3 separate regions of the Homo sapiens genome follow, and regions 1 and 2 are each linked to region 3. A link is an interaction called in ENCODE POLR2A ChIA-PET data of the cell type or tissue named here. Cell type or tissue: HCT116. All regions are shown on one strand. Region 1 overlaps SMURF2 (SMAD specific E3 ubiquitin protein ligase 2). Region 2 has its middle 6.6 kb from the start of MIR6080. Region 3 has its middle 45 kb from the start of SMURF2.

Region 1 (2,500 bases), 50 kb after region 3:
CTCTTGACTGGAGTTGAAGGGCTTGATCTCGGCCCACTGCAACCTCCACCTCCCGGGTTCAAGTGATTCTCCTGCCTCAGCCTCCCGAGTAGGTGGGATTACAGGCGCCCACCACCACGCCTGGCTGGTTTTTTTTGTATTTTTAGTAGAGACGGGTTTTGCCACGTTGGCCAGGCTGGTCTCAAACTCTGGACCTCAGGTGATCCGCCCGCCTTAGCCTTCCAGTGTGCTGGGATTACAGGCATGAGCCACGGCACCCGGCCCATAATGACTTTATATACTAGAGGTGTTAGTGATTTGAATGTCCCCAATTTGTTTTATTTTCTTGGTTTCTGAGGAGGAAGCCAGTGTAGTTGAGCTCCTTCCTTTTCTTTTAAATTCTGTCTTCTAGTCTGACCCTCTTCAGGCAGGCAGTAGAACATGCCAAGGTCCTTTTTGTAGTTTGGTATTCGTAATAAAGTCTGTGTATTTTAGTCATCACTTTTACTTTTTTCTTGTTGGTTGAGCTATTACTATCACAACATACTAACATCTCATTTAACATAACTCAGTTTTAAAGATAAATGAAGGGTCATGCTTAGGCATACAAGATTTTTATTTTAGCCTTTTTTTTTTTTGAGGCAGAATCTCATTCTGTTGCCCACACTGGAGTGCAGTGGCAACAGCGTGCAGTGAGCAATCCCGGCTTACTGCAGCCTTGACCTCCCGGCTCAGGTGATTTTCCCACCTTGGCTTCCCAACTGGCTGGGACTACAGGTCCATGCCACTGTGACTGGCTGATTTTTTTACCTTTTTTTTTTTTTTCCAGTACAGATGGGGTTTCTCCAGGTTGCCCAGGCTGGTCTTGAACTTCTGTGCTCAGGAGATCCTCCTGCCTCAGCCTTCCAAAGTGCTGGGATTACAGGTGTGAGCCACCATGCCTGGCCTATTTGAGCCTTTTTTGGTGAGAGTCTTAAAGACGTAATATGTCCTCCTCTTTTCAAATAGACCATACTTAGTAGAACTTAATGTTTTATTCATGACTCAGTATAATTATGAATGCCCTCGCCCCTAGCAATACTTGCCCATCTTTTAAGGCTCAACTCAAAGATTACTGTTATCCCTAGAACTTTCCCTGACCTGAGTTGAACTGTCCTCTATGACTCTAAGAAGCTCTTCTAGTACCAGACCTAACCCACTGGTAGGCGTTTATTGTTCCTATGCTTTAAGTGCCATGAAGCCAGCATCCTTGTGTGAGTATGGATTAAGACCTTTTTGGCATTTTATTTAATGAATGCTGGAGAGCTATAAATACTTCCGAATAGTTCTGCATGTGTTCTTTATGGCTAATGCATTGGGTATGAGTGGCAAGAGGTGAGGCTCTAGACAGGGACCAACCTAGTTTGGACCTTACTGTAGTTTGCCAAGATGTTCATTTTTTTTAAGGTGGGGGGAACCATTGCAGGATTTTAAGCTTTAATATATTTGCTGTTTAGACACAATCTGGGAGCAGTATGGAGGATGGACTGGAATGGGAACCATGAAGACTGGTTTTAGGATAACTGGTTAAGCAGATTCAACAGCAACCATCGTTCAGATTTTTTTGTTTGAATGTTTATTTCCAAATTTTTTATTACAAATAATTGCTGTAAACATCTTGGTGTAGGTAACTTTGATTTTTTTTTTAAGGATTCTTTTTTTTTAGGATGCTTCCATAAAAATAGTGTTACTGAGTTCAAGTGTGTGGATATTTTTAAGGTTTCATGAGTAATTTTTCCTTTAGGCTGCTTCTTACAAGAGTTGGACCTATTTAGAGCAGCAGTAAATAAAGATGTCCCTTTTTACTATTCTGTTATAAGTATAAGCTAATTGCATTTTACATTTTTTGCTAATTTCATGGCATGTGCCATTTAAACATTCGTGAAGCAGAATATTTTCCTGTCTGTTTACTAATGATATTTATTTTCATTGACTTGTTTGGCCTTGTCCTAGTTATGTTAGAGCCTTAGTGTTTTTCTTATTGATCTACCTGAGACTTACAAATATATTAACCTGTTGTCATATTTGCTACAAACATTTCCATGATGAATTATTTGTCTTTTAATATTGTTCATTGTTTGGACATGTAGAAATGTGTTATCTTAGGAGTCAAAATCTGTCCAACTTTTGTTTTGTTTTTCCTATTCTATACTTGGAAGAACTTATTCTCCAAGAAGTTTGATAAATAAGTACATTATATTTAATGTTTTTAAAAAATGGTTTAATAAACTATTTCCCCTGCAATTGCTATTTAGCCATCTTGTCATTATTTATTAACCAATTCTTCCTTTCCACAGTGATGTAGTATCTTTTCAGTTATATTAGTTATAGAGTCAGATATAGCTCTTGTTCAGTGCCATACTGTTTTTTTTATTGTAGCTTTATAATTTAGTTTAGTATTCTCACTAGGCCAGTTTTTTAAAGAGACGGAGTCTCACTCTGTCACTCAGGCTAGAGTACAGTGGCGTGATCTTGGCTCACT
Region 2 (2,500 bases), 67 kb before region 3:
TGAGGGTGCGAATTGAGTGTGTAGACAACAGACAGAAGGAGAGAGAGAGACACAGCGTGGCCAGAGGGGGTGTAGGTCATAGATGGAAACATCCCCAGGTTCAGGTGGGTGGGCAGGAGATGGGGAGGCTGAAGATGGGGAGGAGATTGTTGCTGAGAAGGGATCTCGGAAGAAAGTGGGTGCAGAACAGAGGGGGCAGGATGTGGGGATGGCATGGCACGGGGGCACTGGGGAGTGTATAGGGACCCCCGTCTGTCAGGCGGCAGCTCAGGGCTTAGGGCAGGCTACTGGGCAAGGCCAGGGACCCCCAGAACAGAGGAGTTCCTGCCATGGATGGTGTTTCACAGCCTTGTCACTCCCCATGCACTCTAATCGCACATATTGAGTACTTGGTGTGGGCTGGTCACTGTGCTGGACACTGGGGACAAAGTGTGGTAAGACGCAGTCCCAAAGGGGCTAACAGTCCTGTGGGCTCTTGCTCAAAGGCTTGTAACCCAGGGTTAAGCTCCCAGCAGCTTGGAAGGCAGGTGTAGGCACCTCCATTTGCCCTGAGTACAAACAGAGGTTCAGAGAGGTTTAGTGACAGGACGAAGCTCATACAGCCAGGAAGTGGCTGTGTCCAGGACAGTTCCAGGCCCCTGACCCCAAGCCCCACCCTGGCCAGCAGGTTCAGTTTCAGCCAGGTGGCCTTTAGGGTTGGCCACCCTGTTCCTCTCAGCAAGAACAGTACAAGCTGAAGGCAAGCAAGCGCTCCTTCTTCTGAGCATCCTGCGTGCCCAGCCCTGTGGTGGGAGAGTTGATGTCCCAGGAGAGGGACGTCTCCTGTTCTCTTGCTGCCCAGGAGAGGGCAGAAGCAACCCCTTCTGAGAGGGGAGACAGGGAGACAGGGAGAGGTAAGCAGGGATGACTCCTCCTCTCTCCCAAAGAGGCCACTCAGGGAGCCCTGGGAAGCCAGGCCAAAGGCGGTGCAATAAAGGGGCCTCTGAGACTCTTCCCCATGGCTGTGGTCCTGGCTCTGGGATCTCAGGGTGCAGTCACCATCCCCACCCAGAAGTGGGAAGGCCCAGGTGGGTGGAGCTGGCCTGGAGCCCGCCCCTGCTGCTGGGGCATTGGCCGCTGGGAGGGAAGTTCCAGCCGGTCTGCTGCACCTTCTTATACAAGCAACCCTGGAGGCGCCGCACCTGAGCAGGCAGCCCCGACTGGAAGGAGCGGGGGCCCTCATTTCTCCTCCTCCGCTGGGAACTGTGAGTGAGCCCTTGCCCCTGAGGGACTAGAGGGCGGCCACAGCAGTTTCTCCACTCTCTCCCCTCCCTTTCCCAAATCCTAAAACCCACCTGGGGGCCCCTCCTCTCTGGATCCAGGCCCAGCACCCACTTCCTAGGACAAACTCCGAGGGCAGCCCGAGGCCGCTGTGATTGAGAGAAAGAAACTGGCCTCGGGACAGACCCACCTGTCCCCACTCAGGGCCAGCCAGGGAGCCTTTGGCAAGGGGCGTTGGTAATAGCAGGAAGCTAAGTCCAAATTGAGGGGACTCCAGCTAGCCCCTTGCCTGTACTCCCTCCTCCAACAACCCTCACCCCCACCCTCCAGCTGGGGCAGCCGCCTCAGCTGTCTCCCTCCCAGGGACTCACCTGCAGCCCCAGGCTGTCCCAAGAGCCCCTCTGCCTGCCTAGGACCTGACTTAGGAGAGAGCAGCTTCTTGGGTACCCCTCCCACCCTCACCCCACATTGCTGTCCCCCCAGAGATCTCCCTGCACACCCCCCCAACTCCCCTGCAGGCCACATGGTCTCTGGGGGTCTCCCTGGAGCCTGCGCCTGGTTCTCACCTCTTTAGTCCCTGGCTCCCTTCGGCCCCCAGAGGCCTGAGATGGGCCCCACCTGCCCCCTCACTTCCTTCCCAGGCCTCAGTAGTTGACCTCACTCTAGACCTATTTTTTAATGTTTATTTTATTTTAATAGTTGTGGGGAGCACGTGGTGTTTGTTCTTTAGTGGCGATTTCTGAGATTTTGGTGCAGCCATCACCCGAGTGGTGTGCACTGTACCCAATGTGTAGTCTCTTGTCCCTCACCCCCCTCCCACCCTTCCCCCACTCCCAAGTCCCCAAAGTCCATTATATCATTCTTAGGCCTTTGCCTCCTCATAGCTTAGCTCCCATGGACCTATTTTCTCTGCCCTTCTTAGAGATGACTATGTCCAGTACAGGGAAGGGTGGGCATCAGTACTTCTGAATGCCAGCCTGGATGGGTGGTCAGTGCCAGGCCCTGGGGAATGGGAAAGTCCATGATCGTGACCAGGGGGTAGCTGCTGACCAGAAATGCGGTCGGGGCTCCATGCCTGAATGTTAGGGAGATTCAGAGCTGGATCTGTGCCGGGGAGTGAGAGGTCAGCGGCTGTTTGTTCATATTGAGGGGGAAATAGGGCTGCCAGGACTAGGGCTCTGGGGCACAGGGGCATAGGGGCACAGGTGCTCTTGCTAAATTTTGGGAAGCTCTGTTTCCA
Region 3 (2,500 bases):
GAAGAAAAAAATACCACAGCTTTTATGAACATAATATTAATGCTCACAATAACATTCTAGGCTTTGAGCTGCTTCCTGCATTTCATCGTAAACATAAGGCCCAGAACCTGTCTAGAGATTGCTGTGGTTACTCAGTGTTGGGAGAGTTTTCTAGCTTTTTCTGCCCTTCTGGAAACTTGCATCGATGCCTCTGTCCATTTCCATGTTCGGCACTGTGTTTGTGGGTCTTTTCTTAAACAGCCAAGTTGTTTTTCTTCGCAAGCTTCCTGGTGTGGGTTTTATGACATTAGTGCCCTTTGGCCTACAGGCAGAGTCCAAATTTGAGAGCCCACCAAGGCAGAGCCCCTGGGGAGTGTCTGTAGGGACTGTTTTTCTCTCTTTGGGCTGCAAAATAAGACTTATGGCTGGGCCAGACCAGGTGCAGTGGCTCACGCCTGTAATCCCAGCACTTTGGGAGGCTGAGGTGGATGGATCACCTGAGGTCAGGAGTCTGAGACCAGCCTGGCCAACATAGTGAAACCCCATCTCTACTAAAAATACAAAAATCAGCCGGGCATGGTGGCAGTCACCTGTAATCCCAACTACTCGGAAGGCTGAGGCAGGAGAATCGCTTGAACCCAGGAGGTGAAGGGTGCCACTGCACTCCAGCCTGGGCGACAAAGCAAGACCCTGTCTCAAATTAAAAAAAAAAAAAAAAAAAAAAAAAAAAAAAAAACCCAGGCGTGGTGGCTCACACCTGTAACCCTAGCACTTTGGGAGGCTGAGGCAAGTGGATCACCTAAGGTCAGGAGTTTGAGACCAGCCTGGCCAACATGGTGGAACACTGACTCTACTAAAAATACAAAAATTAGCCAGGCATGGTGGTGGGCACCTGTAGTCTCAACTACTCGGGAGGCTGAGGCAGGAGACTTGCTTGAACCCAGGAGGTAGAGGTTGCAGTGAGCTGAGATTGCGTCGCTGCATTCCAGCCTGGGCGACAGAACAAGACTCCATATCAAAAAAAAAAAAAAAAAAAGCCTCTGTGGCCTTGGGGCTGGACCAGCTCAATGAAGTAGGGGGCTCCCTCTGCCAGGCTGCCTGAGCTTGAGGCCCCAGGGCTCAGTCAGGCCGATCTTGCCTCTTTACCCGCTACTGGGGAAGGTGCAGGAAGCGGATTTCCTAAGAAACACCTGGGCAATGGCCTTCTAGACTTGTCTACTTCTGACCTCAAGTCAAGGAAGAGAAGATTGGTTAAAATGACTTTCTACCATGCTATTTTCTTTGTCAGTTCCTGCAGAGCCTCCAACAAGGTGTGTGGGCATCCTCTGTCCTTCAGCATCAGTCACCCAAGCTGGGAACCCCAGAGGAGGAAGCACCTGTTTTTGCCCTAACTTAGGGAAGGGCTTTGGATTCTCCGCCATTCAGAATGAGTCACTGTGAGACTGCGGAGCGGATTTTACTCATCCCCCAGGAATGGACCCTTGGAAGGCTCCAGAATGACTAGCCTCAAGTGTTCTGTCTCAGGCACGGGGCATTTTCCCCCACTCCACGTCTGCAGTCACTTCCTCTCTGGACACATCCTGTTTCTGGGAGCAGGCGGCATGCCAAGCAGATTGCAGCCTCTGAGCAGACGGGCGGAGACATCCTTCCTCTTATTTCTAGTACCTAATCCCATCTTCCTTCCCAGTCAGAGATATCGATCAGCATCTCTGCTTTTCCCAGGTCCCTGCACGCCAGGGAGGGAGAGTAGAGAAGGAACATGTTTCTATTGGCAACTCCAACTTATTGGAAGTGCTTAGAAACCTCTGCTGATTTCTCACCAGCTTCTGAAGCACAGGTAATCAAGAGAAGATCTAGGGCAAGGAGCCATCTATTCATTCACTCAGTAAATATTTATTAAGTGCCTACTATGTGCCAAGCCCTGTTCTGGATGCCAGGCTACGGTTGTAAACAAAACATAGAAATCAATGTCCTCATAGCAATTACGTTCTGCTGGGAGGGACAGCTGATAAACAAGATAAAAGATATAAAAATTATAGCATGTGAGATAGTGATAAATGCTGAGCAAAGAAAAAAAGCTGGGAAAGCAATATGTAATGTCAGGCATTGGGGAAGTATGAAATGTCAAACCAGGGGGCTGGGAAAGTCCTTGCTGAGAAAGGAAATTTCGAGTAGAGACTTGACAGAGGCAAGGGAGTGAGCTGGCAGTTAGCTGGGGCAAGGGCATTCTAGGCAGTGGGAAGAGAAAGTGTAAAGTTCCTGAGATTAAGAGCTCACCTGGGCAGTTTGATGAACAGGGGAAAGGCCAGTTTGATGAACAGCATGGCTGGAATGGAGTGAGGACGGGAGCGTCACAGGAGTTAAAGTCAGTGTGGCTAAAAGGAGCAGTATCTTGCTACAATTTGTGGGTGGTAGTATGGACTTTGGTTTGCACCCAGCATGATACAGGAAGCCACTGGAGGGTTTTAATGGAGAAGTGACAGGCTCTGATTTATGTTTGAACAGGATCTTTTGGGAAGCG

What was found. ChIA-PET counts read pairs that join two places held together with the same protein. Peaks named below come from ENCODE experiments on the same cell type or tissue, not always from the same donor. Only the 100,000 strongest peaks of a DNase experiment are listed, where the experiment ranks them.
Region 1: POLR2A ChIA-PET joins it to region 3 with 7 read pairs; 21 of 35 experiments call an interaction of 5 or more read pairs at or near these places.
Region 2: POLR2A ChIA-PET joins it to region 3 with 5 read pairs; 3 of 35 experiments call an interaction of 5 or more read pairs at or near these places.

Annotation. Positions count from the first base shown.
Region 1 is chr17:64,655,836-64,658,335 of GRCh38, reverse strand. All of the region lies in intron 1 of SMURF2 (SMAD specific E3 ubiquitin protein ligase 2), which reads left to right. Among named protein-coding and RNA genes, the nearest start is that of SMURF2, 5.2 kb to the left of the region's middle. In HCT116, no CTCF peak of the experiment used is centred here; no DNase peak of the experiment used is centred here; H3K27ac peaks cover 1,024 bases.
Region 2 is chr17:64,772,920-64,775,419 of GRCh38, reverse strand. It overlaps the pseudogene ARHGAP27P1-BPTFP1-KPNA2P3. Among named protein-coding and RNA genes, the nearest start is that of MIR6080, 6.6 kb to the left of the region's middle. In HCT116, a CTCF peak has its summit at 865 (motif pointing right); a DNase peak (open chromatin) is centred at 979; H3K4me3 peaks cover 1,889 bases; H3K27ac peaks cover 1,973 bases.
Region 3 is chr17:64,706,313-64,708,812 of GRCh38, reverse strand. No RefSeq gene overlaps it. Among named protein-coding and RNA genes, the nearest start is that of SMURF2, 45 kb to the right of the region's middle. RefSeq lists an enhancer at 1,230-2,429. In HCT116, no CTCF peak of the experiment used is centred here; DNase peaks (open chromatin) are centred at 1,482 and 2,412; H3K4me3 peaks cover 1,556 bases; H3K27ac peaks cover 2,500 bases.